4 separate regions of the Mus musculus genome follow, and all the other regions are linked to region 3. Evidence: chromatin contacts called from ENCODE POLR2A ChIA-PET data. All regions are on one chromosome and are shown on one strand. The core of a region is the stretch at or near the end of the contact, and the rest is flanking DNA. Distances in the headings are between cores, read along the strand shown. Region 1 overlaps Dot1l (DOT1-like, histone H3 methyltransferase (S. cerevisiae)). Region 2 holds the start of Ap3d1 (adaptor-related protein complex 3, delta 1 subunit). Region 3 holds the start of Mknk2 (MAP kinase-interacting serine/threonine kinase 2). Region 4 overlaps Dot1l (DOT1-like, histone H3 methyltransferase (S. cerevisiae)).

Evidence for each region. ChIA-PET counts read pairs that join two places held with the same protein, here RNA polymerase II (POLR2A).
Region 1: POLR2A ChIA-PET joins it to region 3 with 14 read pairs in embryonic stem cell. The contact joins the enhancer-like site here to the promoter of Mknk2 in region 3. POLR2A ChIA-PET finds 5 or more read pairs at or near these places in 3 of 5 experiments (Patski and embryonic stem cell).
Region 2: POLR2A ChIA-PET joins it to region 3 with 82 read pairs in embryonic stem cell. The contact joins the promoter of Ap3d1 here to the promoter of Mknk2 in region 3. POLR2A ChIA-PET finds 5 or more read pairs at or near these places in 4 of 5 experiments (Patski and embryonic stem cell).
Region 4: POLR2A ChIA-PET joins it to region 3 with 24 read pairs in embryonic stem cell. The contact joins the enhancer-like site here to the promoter of Mknk2 in region 3. POLR2A ChIA-PET finds 5 or more read pairs at or near these places in 3 of 5 experiments (Patski and embryonic stem cell).

What each region holds. Positions count from the first base shown.
Region 1 is chr10:80,782,675-80,786,482 of GRCm38, forward strand. It overlaps Dot1l (DOT1-like, histone H3 methyltransferase (S. cerevisiae)), which reads left to right. Exons shown (of 28, transcript NM_199322.2): 13 at 510-617; 14 at 750-981; 15 at 1,199-1,312; 16 at 1,891-1,982; 17 at 2,068-2,169; 18 at 2,376-2,513; 19 at 2,824-2,949; 20 at 3,108-3,592; 21 at 3,680-3,808. Among named protein-coding and RNA genes, the nearest start is that of Plekhj1, 14 kb to the right of the region's middle. Within about 2 kb of position 1,798, at least 1 of the 3 ENCODE cell types and tissues checked has a DNase peak (open chromatin) inside an H3K27ac peak, as active enhancers do.
Region 2 is chr10:80,740,282-80,743,875 of GRCm38, forward strand. It overlaps Ap3d1 (adaptor-related protein complex 3, delta 1 subunit), which reads right to left and starts at 1,994. Exons shown (of 31, transcript NM_007460.2): 1 at 1,615-1,994. The coding sequence starts at 1,710.
Region 3 is chr10:80,674,805-80,678,736 of GRCm38, forward strand. Mknk2 (MAP kinase-interacting serine/threonine kinase 2) reads right to left here and starts at 1,489. Exons shown (of 14, transcript NM_021462.4): 1 at 1,277-1,489; 2 at 1,020-1,136. The coding sequence starts at 1,070.
Region 4 is chr10:80,764,249-80,767,922 of GRCm38, forward strand. Dot1l (DOT1-like, histone H3 methyltransferase (S. cerevisiae)) reads left to right here. Exons shown (of 28, transcript NM_199322.2): 2 at 354-397; 3 at 1,915-1,989. Among named protein-coding and RNA genes, the nearest start is that of Dot1l, 11 kb to the left of the region's middle. Within about 2 kb of position 2,302, at least 1 of the 3 ENCODE cell types and tissues checked has a DNase peak (open chromatin) inside an H3K27ac peak, as active enhancers do.

The DNA.
Region 1 (3,808 bases), core at 548-3,047, 110 kb after region 3:
TGAGCTGTCGGTGGTACAGGAGTGTAGGCACCTTACAGGCAGGTACACTGCCACCAAGGAGTGCATCCCACAGCAGCCTAGCGCCTGTAACCAGTGTGTGTCCTCAGCTGATTCCACAAGGGCATTCAGGTGTGCACCTCATGAAGGCCAGAGCAGCTGGGTTCAAGTCAGAGTGGCTGTGTTGTGCCAAGAGGACATAGGTCTTTAATGTGTGGTTTGGCCTAGCTCTTTGGGGGACCATATCTGTCCTGAGTGGCGCAGTTGGGCCTCTCTGTTGGTTGGCATGTCCCATGAGCTTTCATTGCCATGTGGTCCTGCAGCTATCAGTGTAGGGTAATCCTGGGCCATCACACCATGACAGGCTCATGTCTTCCCCACAGAGGGGCTGTGGGACCCAAGTCATGCATTGAGACTCTCCCAAGTGTCTTGTGTATGTAGCTACTTCATTCGTGCTGGAGCAGAGTTGGATCATCCTGTGTTCTGGACACTTACCCAGCACTTCCTTTCAGGAGGAGCAGGAGGCAGCTAGGCGAAGACAGCAGCGAGAGAACAAGAGCAATGCGACCACGCCCACCAAAGTCCCTGAGAGCAAAGCAGCTGCCACTGAGGCCCCCGCGGTGAGATAGGCTCCTTGTCCAGCATGTCCGTCCAGCACAGGGCACAGGGCTGCTAGGTGGCTGGGGTGCCTCAGCCTATGGTCTTGTGAGCACTCCTGCTGTGACCCTTACCTGCCTGTCTGTGTTCTCCAGGATTCTGGTGCTGAGGAAGAAAAATCAGGTGTGGCTACTGTCAAAAAGCCATCTCCCTCCAAAGCCCGGAAGAAGAAACTGAACAAGAAAGGGAGAAAGATGGCTGGCCGGAAACGTGGGCGGCCCAAGAAAATGAGTGCTGCCAGTGCCGAACGCAAGTCTAAGAAGAGCCAAAGCACACTGGATCTCCTGCACTCTCCGCCCCCAGCCCCACCCTCAGCCTCACCCCAGGGTAAGCCTCTTTCTTTTCTGCATTGCAGGGGTGTGAGTCCCCATTCATGTGACTATGGGACTCTGCCATGTGCCAGGCCTGATACTACAAACCAGGAGGAGCTCAGTGTGGATTTGGATCCCATAGCTGTTTCAAACCCCAGATTTGACAAGTTTGTTGCCCACAGTAGTGTGGGACCATGGTTGGTAGCTGACGGGGACTCTTCTCTCTCTTGCAGATGCGTACAGGGCACCTCACAGCCCATTCTACCAGCTACCTCCAAGCACGCAGCTGCACTCACCCAACCCACTGCTAGTGGCACCCACCCCACCTGCGCTGCAGAAGCTTTTAGGTGGGTCATAGCTCTGACATTGAAGCCATTCTGTGGGGGCTGTGCAAGTGGTGGGGCCCCAGTCAAGCCCACTTGCTGTATGGCCTGGCTTACTTTGGCTTATGTTGGCTCCTGTGAGTAGCTGAGACCAACTTACCTCAGGCATCCTGGACCACATCTGGGGACCTGTGTGTCCCATCAGTACTTGGGGAGCTCTGTATAGAACAACTCACTGTAAGCCAGGTGGTGGTGGCGCACGCCTTTAATCCTGGCAGGTGGATTTCTGAGTTTGAGGCCAACCTGGTCTACAAAGTGAGTTCCAGGATAGCCAGGGTTACAGAGAAACCCTGTCTGGGGGGGAGGGGGACCCTCACTGCACAGGGAAGGCTGACAAAATCCCTTACTTGAAGGAGAGATCTGCTTTCAGGGTTTAGGGTTGCCCATTCTGCCAGGAGGAAACCTCCCACATTGTGAGAAAAGCTGAAAGTACAGCAGAATGGACCTGCAGCAAGCCAGGGCCCAATAGCCTCCCTGTGTCTGCTGCCTCCCACTCCTGCACCAGCCTTTCTTTACATGTTGTGCTGTGTGTGTGCCTCCAGAGTCCTTCAGAATCCAGTACCTGCAGTTCCTGGCTTATACAAAGACCCCGCAGTACAAGGCTAACCTACAGCAGCTTCTGGACCAGGAGAAGGTGCGCAGGCTCTGCCTTAATGTCAGTTCTCAACATAGGGCTGCCTGGGGGCTCTGTGGTCACCTTCTCCTGTCCTCTCTTGCAGGAGAAGAACACACAGCTCCTGGGCACAGCCCAGCAGCTCTTCGGCCATTGCCAGGCCCAAAAGGAAGAAATCCGCAGGCTGTTCCAGCAGAAGCTGGATGAGGTGACGTGAGGCCGCCCGCCCGCCCACTTCAGCAGAACCTGACCCAGGGTTTGGTGGGGCAACCAAAGATAGCGTCCCTTGTCCTTATGGAAGTACTGATATGGAATTGCCTTGGCTATACTCGGGTCAGAGCTGTAGGGTAGCTGTCATCTCTTTTGTTCCTATAAACTGGGACTCTACTCACCATGCTTTGTCCTCATCCCCAGTTGGGCGTGAAGGCGCTGACCTACAATGACCTGATTCAGGCCCAGAAGGAAATCTCTGCCCACAACCAGCAGCTGCGGGAACAGTCGGAACAGCTGGAGAAGGACAACAGCGAGCTTCGGAGCCAGAGCCTGCGGCTGGTGTGTGCAGGGGGGCCTGCCGCTGCTGGTTGCGCACGTGTGGGGTGGAGGGAGGACTTGATTGCCCACTCACTGGCCCAGAGGTGTGCTCTGGCACCAGATTTGCTGGGCTGAGCAAGGATCAGGCCAGGGACTCTTTTCCATCTTGTCATGGTCCTGTAAAGGTCATATTGGCCTTTATTACATTGCTTGTTTGTGGCTGGGTGTTGATACTATGTGCTACAACTGTGGGAAGGATCCATTGCACTGTCCAGAGAGCCTGGCCCTTGCTCCCTTTGGCTACTGAGACTTCCTGTTCATGTACCCATAGCTCAGGGCCCGGTGTGAGGAGCTGAGGCTTGACTGGTCCACACTGTCCTTGGAGAACCTGCGGAAAGAGAAGCAGGCCCTGAGGAGCCAGATCTCAGAGAAGCAGCGGCACTGCCTGGAGCTGCAGGTAGGGTATTGGTGTGTTGCATCAGACCCCATCTTCACCCTCAGAAAGGCATCTGTGATGGTGGACAGCAGGGGTGTACGTGTCGTTGGACCACCATGTGCCACCTACCCTGCTGGGTGGAGCCTTGGCTGCTCTGTGACACCCCTCCCATCCTCTAGATCAGCATCGTGGAGCTCGAGAAGACCCAGCGCCAGCAGGAGCTCCTGCAGTTAAAGTCCTGTGTACCACCAGATGATGCTTTGTCTTTGCATCTGCGTGGCAAGGGTGCCCTGGGCCGAGAGCTGGAGGCTGATGCTGGGCGCTTACGCCTTGAGCTGGACTGTGCCAAGATCTCCCTGCCACACCTCAGCAGCATGAGCCCTGAGCTGTCCATGAACGGCCATGCTGCCAGCTATGAGCTCTGCAATGCAGCTAGTCGGCCATCATCCAAGCAGAACACACCCCAGTACCTGGCCTCTCCCTTGGACCAGGAGGTCGTACCTTGTACCCCTAGCCACAGTGGCCGGCCTCGGCTAGAAAAGCTGTCTGGCCTGGCTTTGCCTGATTACACCCGGTTGTCACCTGCCAAGATTGTGTTGAGGCGGCACCTGAGCCAGGACCACACTGGGGCTAGCAAAGCAGCTACCAGTGAGCCACACCCTCGGTGAGGACAAGTGCACGTAGTGGCTCTGTCACCATTGCTGCCGTGTGCCTGCTGGGCATGGGCAGAGTGACCGGCCTTTCATTGCAGGCCAGAGCACCCCAAGGAGAGCAGCCTTCCCTACCAGAGCCCTGGCTTGTCCAACAGCATGAAGCTCAGCCCCCAGGATCCACCACTGGCCTCCCCGGCAACCTCGCCCCTCACCTCCGAGAAAGGTAG
Region 2 (3,594 bases), core at 744-3,243, 66 kb after region 3:
AACTTGAAGGTGTCCCTGAGGAGGGACAGAGGACCCAAGCGGTCTCAGTGTGTCTTGTACAGACTGGCCAGCCATGGTGGGAGAGATGGCTCAGCAGTTAAAGGTAGACTCACAACCAAAATCTTAGAATGGCTGAGCAGTCAGCAGCAGGAGCCACATAGAAGCTGAGGGCTTGGAGGACTTTCTGTGCCTGCCTAGCTCTGCACTACTGAAAGAGCTTTCTGCAGACTACATGCAAGACAGTACAATGAAACTCAGTATCAAATGTAATACACACCAATTTTTAAAAAGCACCTCCACCATTACCCCACAGACACCTGTGGGACACTCACAGTCTATGTACACCAATTCCCAATGAAGATTTGAGATTTGCGGGATGGGAAGGTAGGGGACGTGAAGAGCAAAACATAACAGAGGCCTGAGGCCCTGGGCACACATACCTTAAAATCAGTAATCCCAACACTAAGAAGACTGAGGCAGGAGTACCATGAGCCAGCCCAGGTTATGTCCCTAGCTAGAGTCTGTTTCAGGTACTCAAACTAGAATGTGACCTGTCCCCAGGGTCCTAGAACAGCTGCCCAGGGAACATTCTCTGTACGGGAAGGCAAGAAGGGAATGTGGAAGCCCTCTTGAGAGCAAAGAGGGCCACAGTACAAAGGAAATATCACATAGGGCAGTCCACACCCAGCAAAACGCAGGCCAACCAGCTATTTCAACTGAAGTAACAGCCAGGGAGAGCAGGGAGGGTACAAACCACACCAGGTAGGGTAGAAGGGAAGAGGGCTACAGAGAAATGACTGTCCCAGCTAGGGACAGGCACCCTCTTTCAGCATGGCCTTCCAGCCCAGGAGGAGGCCTGCGTCTTTCCACTGAGCCAGGCACTAAGTAGTCACTCTATCACTTCTTCCTTAATCTAGGTCACAGGCTGTGGGGAGGAAAGGAAGCAGCGCTTGTAGTCTCAGTGTAACTTCTGGAAAAATCGCTTCCACACCCTGACTTCTGCCTTCTTTGAGCTTCCAGTTTTGAAGTCAGGCTTCCCCATTCCAAGATGCCCCTAGGTCCTGCACACACTAATAGTTCAGGGGATCTGGGGCAGGAAAACCTGGCAGGGTTCCCAAGGAAGCCCAAGACAGCCACCCGGGCCTGTGCTTTCCTGACAAGGGGATTTCTCCATGGGAGACACGTAGACCTATGACAGGATTTTTCTGTGAGGGTCCCCGATTCCTCCATATGGGATCCAGAAACTAGCTCAAGTGGGGGAACCTTTGCCTAAGTAAGTCTTCTTCAAGAAGGTAAACTCAGGCTCTAGCAGTGGCATCCAACTTCAAGACCTAAAACGCTGAGGCCTTTAGGGCAAGGACTGCTCCAAGTGGACAATTTGGAGGTTCAGGGAGTGGCCCCTAGTTACAACAGACGAGACACCTGAGCCATTTTGGACAGCGCCTGTTTCAAGCTGCTGGGGGTAAACTGAGGCCAGGGGAAGGAGAGGCTGTGCAGAGCCGCAGCTCTGGAACAGGCAGGACGGGAAAGGCGATGGGGTCGAGGAAGACGGCTCCACGGCGGGCCAGAGGCAATGGGGGGAAAGCCCGGCAGCCCCGCTCCGCGCCGGCTCACCTCGTCCTCCTTGTGGTTGCGGATGCCGCGGACCAGATCCTGCAGGTTCTTATCGAACATGCGGTCGATACTGCCCTTGACCATCTTGAGGGCCATCGCGGCGGCCCGTGGGCTGCGGCCTCCGAGGGAAACGCCGCTGCCGCGGCCCTAGAAGGTGCGGGGACCCGGCGACCGCACCTCAGGCAACCGCCCCGCTGTGTTTCCGGCCGCCGCGGAGGGGACGCCGTGGAGGCCAGAGCGACGGCTGTAGCCGGAGAGCAGTCTGAGGAGAAGGGGTAGCCAGTAAGCCCGCCCCCCCCAGCTTCCACAGACCCTTCCCAGCTTAGGGCCGCTGCAAATGGCGGCCAAGATGGCGGTGGGTCAGCTGACGGAGAGCCTCAGCCTCCCGGAAGCCCCGCCTCACCGAAAAGCCCAGCCCCACATTGCAGTTTCCTTGACAACCACACGCCACCCAATAGGAAAGCAGACACCACCCTTTGACGCCTAGCAGCCCACCCCTTCCTCTGCAATGCCTTGCAGCCTCATTGGTGAACAAGAACTCCACAGACGTCCTAACCACGCCCCTAAGGGAAAATCGAGAGCAGGTCTCCCCACTCGCTAAATGACAGCAGTGGGCGTGGTCTTATCTGGTGTGGGCGTGGCTAGAGGAGGGCGGAGCTCCACGTGGAGCTTTTTCTGCAAGGTCCTGGCCAAATATATCCAGCCCAGCCTTTTCTGAATTTAAGTGGTGACTTGGGAATCAGTGTCAGGAGTCAATCACACCAGCAATCCAACCGGCCGGCCTGTGAAACCCTGTCTGTAAAACCAGCACAAGGCTTGGATGGTGGACACCATACAGGAGAAACTGTGGTGGGCAAGTGACTTTGCTGGAGATGGTCCACCGTTTTGCACAGCTGTGATGCATGTTCCTAGAGAGGCACTGCCCCCCGGAGGCGTTCGTCTCTGGATTACTTCTTGGTGCTGCAGTGCCTCCTCATGTTTTTCATTGTTATATGCCTCCCATATCTAGTACGATGTGAATGGGCACCAGGAGACCCTCACTGCCTAGAGTCTGCTGTGGTTGCTTATTGGGAGACAGCCCACTCGATTGGGCAAGTCTCCTGCAGATTAATATAAAGATGAACTTTCATAAAATAGATGAATTAATGATTTTATAGAATTTCTTATTTGATTAAAATAGTTTTAAGATGTTAGGGTAGGTGATAGAAAGTTTAAGGAGGGGCTGGTGAGATGGCTCAGTGGGTAAGAGCACCCGACTGCTCTTCCGAAGGTCCAGAGTTCAAATCCCAGCAATCACATGGTGGCTCACAACCATCCGTAAAGGAGATCTGACTCCCTCTTCTGGAGTGTCTGAAGACAGCTACAATATATTTCCATATAATAAATAAATACATCTTAAAAAAAAAAAAAGAAAGTTTAAGGAGATGGTTTAGATTGTTTTGCCAGAAAGATATAGTAAAGTTAGCATTAAGCATAGAATGTGTCCCCTCCTTTGGCTGCAAACGTTAAATAAGGAACACAGTGAGCTTTCGTGTGTTACAAGCATGTAATTGTACTTGAAAGACAAAATAGGCTTGGGACTAATTTTTTTTTTTTTGGTGCACAAACACTTTTATTTATTTATTTATTTACTTATTTATTACATGTAAGTACACTGTAGCTGTCTTCAGACGTACCAGAAGAGGGCATAAGATCTCATTATGGGTGGTTGTGAGCCACCATGTGGTTGCTGGGATTTGAACTCCGGACCTTCTGAAGACCAGTCGGGTGCTCTTACCCACTGAGCCATCTCACCAGTCCCCTGGCTTGGGACTAATTAATGATCAAAGAAGACATTCATTTTAGGTTAGGTCCGAGTCCCTGGATCATGTGATCCAAGAATGTGGTCCCATGTTTAAATAATTATACTATGAGTATAAGAGTAGAGAATAGGTAATTAGCCAGTTTAGCTGAACAGCACTTCAAAAATAATATGGAAGA
Region 3 (3,932 bases), core at 239-2,738:
CAGAAACTTCCTGTTCTGATAAGAAATAACACTTTGGGCCTGGGGTGTCTTGAGGGAAGGTCTCCACAGGCCACCACCAAGTGTGGAGGTTGCAGTGGGGCAAAGCATACCCATGTGCCAAAGGGTTTCCCCAACAAGGCTTCATCCCCTCTGATCCCAACCAACCGCACAGGCCAGCTTGAGACTACAGTGGACAGATACAGGGTTTCCCTGGAACTATATACACAGAAGTAGGGGAGACGGGGCTGAGAGACTGCAAGGAACATCCAGCCACTGACCACAAGCCAACCTAGGGGAGCTCACAAAAGAGAGAGCTAGGACCTGCTGACGTGCTTTCATCCAGAACAAGGCCAACCTGGGGGACACAGAAAGTGTGGGATCACATACAGAAAGTGGGTGGGGAGCACAAGACTGAGATCAGGCTGATGGCGAGGGACATAGAGCCACCAATCAGTGGTGGGAGTGGGTCCTGAAAGAAAGAGCTACTAGGCAGCCGGGGACAGGTTGTAGCCTGCAACAAGCACACACTGCAGGAAACAAATGTAAAGTCCATCAGAGACCACATACAGAGGTAGGAAAGCCCGGGCTGAGAAACTGCTAGGGACACAGCCACAGATCACAGGGGAGCCTGGGGCAGTTCATGAAGAGTTAGTAGGCAGCTAGAAGCAAGGCTGCAGCTTACTGACTCTCCCAACCAGCACAAGACAGGCCTGGAAGTTGCAAGGAACAGAAACACTCGATTTGCCTAGGATCACACACAGAAACAGACGACTGTGATCGGGCTAACTGCAAGGGACACAGAGCCACCAATCACAAGCCTGGGGGTGGGGGTTGAGGGTCCTAGAAGAGAGAGCTACTAGGAGGATGGGGACAGGGCTGCGGCCTGCTGACCCCCACCACCTCCAGCACAAAAGTCCAATGCAAGCACCCCTCCCAAGCCCTGCACCAGCCTCCCGAGTAGGCTCTGCTTATCCGTCGCACCCGTCACTGCAATGGGACCCCCGGACAGGACCCCTCACCTTGAACGAACGGTGGAAGCCCTGAAGTTCGGCTGTTCTCTTCTGCACCATCTTCAGTCCGGGCCCCACCAGCGGGGGAGGGGACGCGGGGCCCGGGGGGCGGCTTGGGAGGCGACCCTGCGGGCGGAGGAGACAAAGGACCGAGGCTGAGAGAGGCGCTCGGCCGGGCGGAGGCGGCCGGGGCTCGGCGGAGCTCCCGCGCCTGACTCGGGCTTCCTTCCTCCCTCGGAGAATGTCGCCCTTGGCGCCGCGCTCACCGGGGTCGGACACCGGCCGGGGTCGCAGCGCCGTCACCTCACCTAGCACAGCCCGGACCCCGCTCCGAGGACTGCGCGGGGAACAGCGCCGCCACAGCCACCGCTGCTGCTGCCGCCGCCGCCGCCGCCGCCGTCGCCGCCGCCGCCGCCGCCACCGCCGCCACCACCGCCACCACGGACCCCTCCACTGGGCCGCTGCCGCCGAGAGGAGCCGCGCGCGCGGCCGGCGCGGCCACCTTTATAGGCGCGGTCCCGAAGTTACCCCGCCCCTCCGCACCAGTCTCCGCCTTTCTCAGGGAACAGAGGAGGCGGAGCTTCCAGGAGCGTCGAAGGCCGCAGCGAGAAGAGCACGCCGGGGAATGCAGAATACGGCTGCGCGCTCCCGTTTAAGGGGCGGAGCTTAGCGGGGAGCGGAGTGGAGCTGCGCAGCGACCGTGTTGGCGACTCCAAACACGGCTGCGCACTTCGAGCTGGCAGGGGGAAGGGGAGATTCCGAGGGAAGTGGGGCGCGAAGCTTCAAGCGCGCCTGCGCACTCCCACGGTGGGGGCGGAGCGTGAAAAGATACTCGACTGCAGCCGCGTGACCTGGCTGGGGGGTGGGAGAGGACTGTGTGGAGAGGCTGGTGACCAGCCTCCGGAGTCGCCTGCGCCTGCGCAGAAGGGTACTGAAGGCTTCAGTTTGGGCCGTGAGGCCGCCTTCTCCTGTGTCACAGTTGGCCCGCTGGCTTGCGCGCTGCAGGTTCTGCTCCCTGTCCTTGAGCCGGGTGCCGCGTTCAGCTGCCGAAGGAGGGCAAGCCAGCCCTAATTTTACTGAATACTGATGCCCTTGTCCTGTGCTCCAGCTCTGCAATCCGTGATGAACCCTTCTTGAACCTCTTGGGTCCTTTGCAGCCCTCGGTGGGGATAGCTGGGACAAGAAGGGGCTAGGATCCCCGATTCAGGTTCGGATACAGTCAGACCGCGTTGTGCCTGCTGCCTCGGCTGCTTCCGTGCACAAAGAGGTTGTTTTCCCTCTTCAGGGTAGTTTGTCTACAAGTTTTTACCACCACCCTCTACTGAGGCTGGAGCCTCATGAACCTCAAGCAGCTCTTTGTGTGTTTGTGTGCACTCACACAGGTCCTCGTCCGTGTGAGTGTGTGTGCCTTATGCATACAGGTGCCTGGAAAGTCAGAAGAGAGGTGAAATTACACGATGCCTGATGTGGGTGCTGGGCTGTACCCTGGGTTCTCTGTAAGAGTAACAGTTTGGCTTAACTTATGAGTCATCTGTCTGACTCCCGAGCCTCATTGTCGTCATTAGTGATTGCATTGGCAGAAATGTTTGTCTCTAATTCAGATTGTCATGCCTGTACAAGGTTCATTACCTGGACAGATTTGGGCAGGGGATAGAACTTCAGCTCAAGGCAGTCAGGGATCAATTCCTGGCAGACTCAAACAAGGGTCTCTACTCAGCTGTTAAAGGAGTTTGCCACCAATTATAGCCTGAGCCCATTCCTGGGACACATGTAAGAGAAATAGCTTCTACCTGTGGCTAGCTGTAGCATGTGTGTGTGTGTCCACGGGGGCCAGCATGTCTCTGTAGTTTGGGGCTACCTAGCCAGATCCTATCTCAGGCTAACAATTCAAATAAAACATGACACCCACATTCAAGCGTGGCCCACCTGGGTCAGCCGTTCACACTGATGGCAGCAAATAGCTCTAATCTATTTTGTTTCCTGCAACTTAGTTCAAATGCTGGGAAGAAAAGCCAAATTACAAAGCCCTCGTTAAGGTGTGAGTTCTGTGCCCTAATCCAGACCTGTCCTGAGACTGCCTCCAGGAGCCCTGTTAGAAATAGGGAAACAGGGGAAGCTCACGGGATAGGAAGCTGTACTTGACACGGGTTACTTCTTCCTGGAGTCCTTACCAGTCACGAGGCTAAACCTTCAGAACTGGGATGTGTGGCCCCTGCACTGCACACACCCTGTGCAAAAAGTTCTGTGAGTCTGACAGCCAAGTACGTCTTCCAACTTGCAAATGGCCACCTGGAGTCTACATGGCTGCTCAGAGGGAGCCGCCTTTTACCACACTTTTATCTCAAAAGGGCAGCCAGTAGGAACAGGAAGGGGATGTTCACCCTATAGGCACCAGGCAGGGACTGGGAGCTGCTCACTCAACCCTGCCCTGCCGTGCCCAGGCAAGCTGCCAACCTGCTGTCAAGTCTCTCCCTCCAGCCGCCTGTTTACAAGCTAGGCTCCCAGCGGTGTGGGACTCTCAGAGGCCTCCCAGCGTGGGGGTTGGGAGCTGGGGTGACAGGAAGGCCTGACTTCCCCTACTGGCTCAGCCTCTGCCCCAGGAGGATGTCACTGGCTCTTTGGCAAGGGATGCCTGCAGGAAGCCCGTGTGATACCCTCTGTTTCCTCTGTCTTTACAGACTAGGCTTGGCTGGCCAGGTGAGGGGTTGGTCTAGCCCGAGTGAAGGATAGACATGGCCAGGACAGTCAGGAAAGGTGGTCCTAAGCTTACCCCCAACCCCAGGTTCCCAGGGGACGTGGCCAACCTTGGAAAGGGCTTAGGACTGTCCAAGGTGTTAGGCCCAACTGGGACCACCAGAGCTGTAGGTTCAAGCAGAATCTTAGGGAGATCTTACAGAGGGAAGAAAAACAGGAAGTGAGGTG
Region 4 (3,674 bases), core at 1,052-3,551, 90 kb after region 3:
AGGGAAGCCGGAGTGCTGCGTCTTCTGTTTCCTTGTTCTTTTCCCCTCTAGTCGTTTTCTGTTAGTAGTTGGCATCCTTATGCTTCATCTTACAGTCGACTTGAGAGCTGGCCCTGAATGGTCGTGCTGGGGCAAGGCTTTATTTCAGGCGTAGCACACATGGTGGCCAATGGGACTCTGTAGGATCTGCCCACACCCATCAGGTGTGCAGGGAGACAGAGCTGAGTCAGGCTCCAGCTCTGGGGAATATGTTGAGTCACCACCTCTGTAGGGTGGTTGTGCATCATAGAACAAGAGGACTTTGGGGTGTCACTGTGGTTGTTGGGTCCAACTGTGCATCTTTTCTCTTTCAGGACAAGCACCATGATGCTGCTCATGAGATTATTGAGACTATCCGGTGAGTACTGTATGGGATGAGCACTGGGCTCGGAGCTTCCTCCCAAGGTTCCCAGCACCCCCGCTGCACTGTCCTCACTGGGACCTCTGGGAAGTGTGGCAGGAGGAGCCCTGGCAGAGGCATCTCTCCATGACCCTTGTCTGGGAAAACCTCAGTTGTTTGTTTCCCCTGCCATGGTGGGGATGGAGCCAGCTCACATATGTGCAGCCTCTGAGCTGCTTGCTACCTCCTGTGAGATGGGACTTGGGACGTCTCTGTGTCCCCCATCTTCCCTTCACTAGTCCCCACCTTTGGATTGGAGAAAGATGGGAGTTTGTAAGGACTATGAGTAGGACCTCCTTCCTGTGACACCAGCAGACACATGGTGCCAGGGCAGCTGCCTGTTGGGATGGATCTGCAGCCTTTTTTCTGAAGCATCCTGTGGTTCCTGTAATAGTGGACATAGATTACTGGGGAAAGCCCTGGCAGACCATAGAGACTGGACTCATAGATTGCCATTCAATGCCACAGGTGGAGGCAGTGGAAGCAGTGGGACTTACAAGCCAGCCGGGGCCGTAAAGAGGCCAGTTAAGTTGGGTATAGTGCTAGCCTGGGGACCTGAGTACATCTCTGGAAGCCATGTGAATGAAGATGGAAGGAGGGGACTGGCTACAGATTTCCTTTGATCTCTTATGTGTGCTATGGTACACATGTCACCCCATCTTGTGCATCTACAAGTACATACATACCTAACCTAAGAAGGCCCACCCACACCCTTGCCAACTGTCTAAGCCTCCAGGAAGCTCTTTTGGTGGAAGAGTGTATCTGGCTGGAGTGGAACCCAGCAGAACTTGTGAGGCAGAGGCAGGAGCATCACTATAGTTTTGAGGCCAGCCTGGTTTGCCCCTTGGTATACATAGTGAGTTCAGGACAGTCAAGGCTGTGTAGAAAAATCCTGTCTGGGGGCGGGGTGGGGCGGGGTGTTATATCCCAAGCTGGTCCCTCCCCCAGAGTTTTTTTTTTTTTTTTTTTTAATTATGTTTGTGTGTGGTTGATTTGTCAGGTACACACATGCCACAGCATATGGTGGGGGCAGAGGGCAGCTTTGTGAAATTGCTTCTCCTCCTTGTGTAGGCTACAGGATTGAACTTGGGTTGTTGGTTCTGTGCCACAGTTGCTTTTACCCACTGAGCCATCTTGCCAGCTCCCTCCCCATCTTGGGGAAAGGTCCCATTATGTAGCCCAGACTGGCCTTGAATTAGAAATTTTTATGCCTCAGCCCCACCCAATGTGCTGGATTGGCTGGCTTGTACCACTGAGCCTGTCTAATATTTTGCTTTTTACCATAATATATGAATTTATTTCTTTTCCAAGTGCCAACACTGACCTTGGCCTCAAAATCTGTGATTTCTCAATAGCTCCTCATGAACTTGCACAGTAACATTCACACACACACACACACACACACACACACACACACACACACACTCCAGAGAGCGTCGTGCTGAGGCCAGCAACACCTCTGTGTTCCATTTCAGGTGGGTCTGCGAGGAAATCCCAGATCTCAAGCTGGCCATGGAGAACTATGTCCTGATCGACTACGACACCAAAAGGTGAGCAGGAAGGGATGGAGCAGGCTGTGGGCTGCACCTACCCCGCTGCCTACACCCTTGCTACGCTTCCTTCGGGAAGCTCTTTTGGTAGAAGAGTGTATCTGGCTGGAGGAGTGAGGCAATCACTGGGAACTCCTACACTGTACACATTGAATTGATATGTGGGAAATTACCAGGGCTGGTGAGAGAGCTACTGGCCGTTTTAACAGCAGGTCCTGCCAGCGCTATGTTGATGGGCCTCCACCTTGCCACCATAGGTGCTGGGTGAGGCCAATCCTTGCCCCCACCTAGGTAGGCCTTCTGTGCAGAGTGGGCGGAGAAGCAAAGGCATCCCTGGAATGCTGCCTGGAGCCAGGTTTGTTTTTCTTTGAGAAAGAATAGCCCAGGCTCTACCTCCTGCTCAGAGCCTGCCTAAAAAAGCTTTGCTTGACCTATGACCTGATTATTAGAAAGGATTCCTGCCAGCCTTAGTGACACTGGGACAGGACAGTCCTACAGTCCACTGGCTGGGCCCCTTGCCCTCTGACTAGCAACTGGGTGTAAGTGGACTCGAGCTCACTGCTGACCCAAGGCAGGAGCCTGTGTCCTTATAGAGTTGGAATTAACTTCAGCCCTCTATCTCACTTCCTCTGTGAAGCTCCTGGACCCCAGGAAACGACTTTTTTCATGTGAGGAACCCACCCAGAACCCTGCAGTGGGACCCTCCACCCCTCTGGTCGTCGAGTAGGCTTTCTTACCTTACCTGGTGTGACCTCAAACTCCTGGGGCTCGCATGACCCAAATTCCAAGTAGCTGGGACTGTAGTTGTGTGTGCCAACACCTCGCCCTGCTTTGGCTTTTCCCGGTTCAGGGATGCCATGCTCTGTTCTGTGGCTGCAGCTGTCCTGGGTTCCTTTTAAGAGAAAGAAAGGTGGGCTGGTGAGATGGCTCAGTGGGTAAGAGCACCCGACTGCTCTTCTGAAGGTCCGGAGTTCAAATCCCAGCAACCACATGGTGGCTCACAACCATCTGTAACAAGATCTGACACCCTCTTCTGGAGTGTCTGAAGACAGCTACAGTATACTTACATATAATAAATAAATAAATCTTTAAAAAAAAAAAAAAGAGAGAAAGAAAGGTGTAAGACACATGATTGGGGCCAGTCCAGGTTCATACTGTAACACACCAGAGTGCTGGGGCATCAAGTGGCATTGTGTGACTCCCTCACATGGGGAGGAAGCTGTCTGTGTGTCTTAGTGTTCCAGAGCATCCTGTCCCCAGCATTAGTCTCCTCCTGGGCATTTAGGGTATCCCTGAACATAGGGGGTGTGGAGTAGCACTCTCATCCCTAGAACTGTGCTTCTGCTACTTGGCGGTCAAAGTACACAGGGGTCTTCTCAAAGAAACCAAGAAATTAAGGGGTCCTGCCCCAGGCCTGTCCAAAAGCCAGATACCCCTGCACCTGGTCCTGGCTGATGGTGGCCTGGAGTCCAGAAATTGGCAGGGCCTCCACTGCCCAAGCAATCCAAGGCACTATGCCTGCTTGCCTCCTTTTTAAACGGCTCCATTTATTTTTACTTTGAGTGTGAACGTTTGCCCATTTGTTTGTCTCTACAACATATGCAGGCAGTACCCACAGGGGCCAGAAGAATCCCCTGGAGCTGAAGCTATAGCTGGTTGTGAGCCTCTTTGTGGGTGCTGGGAAC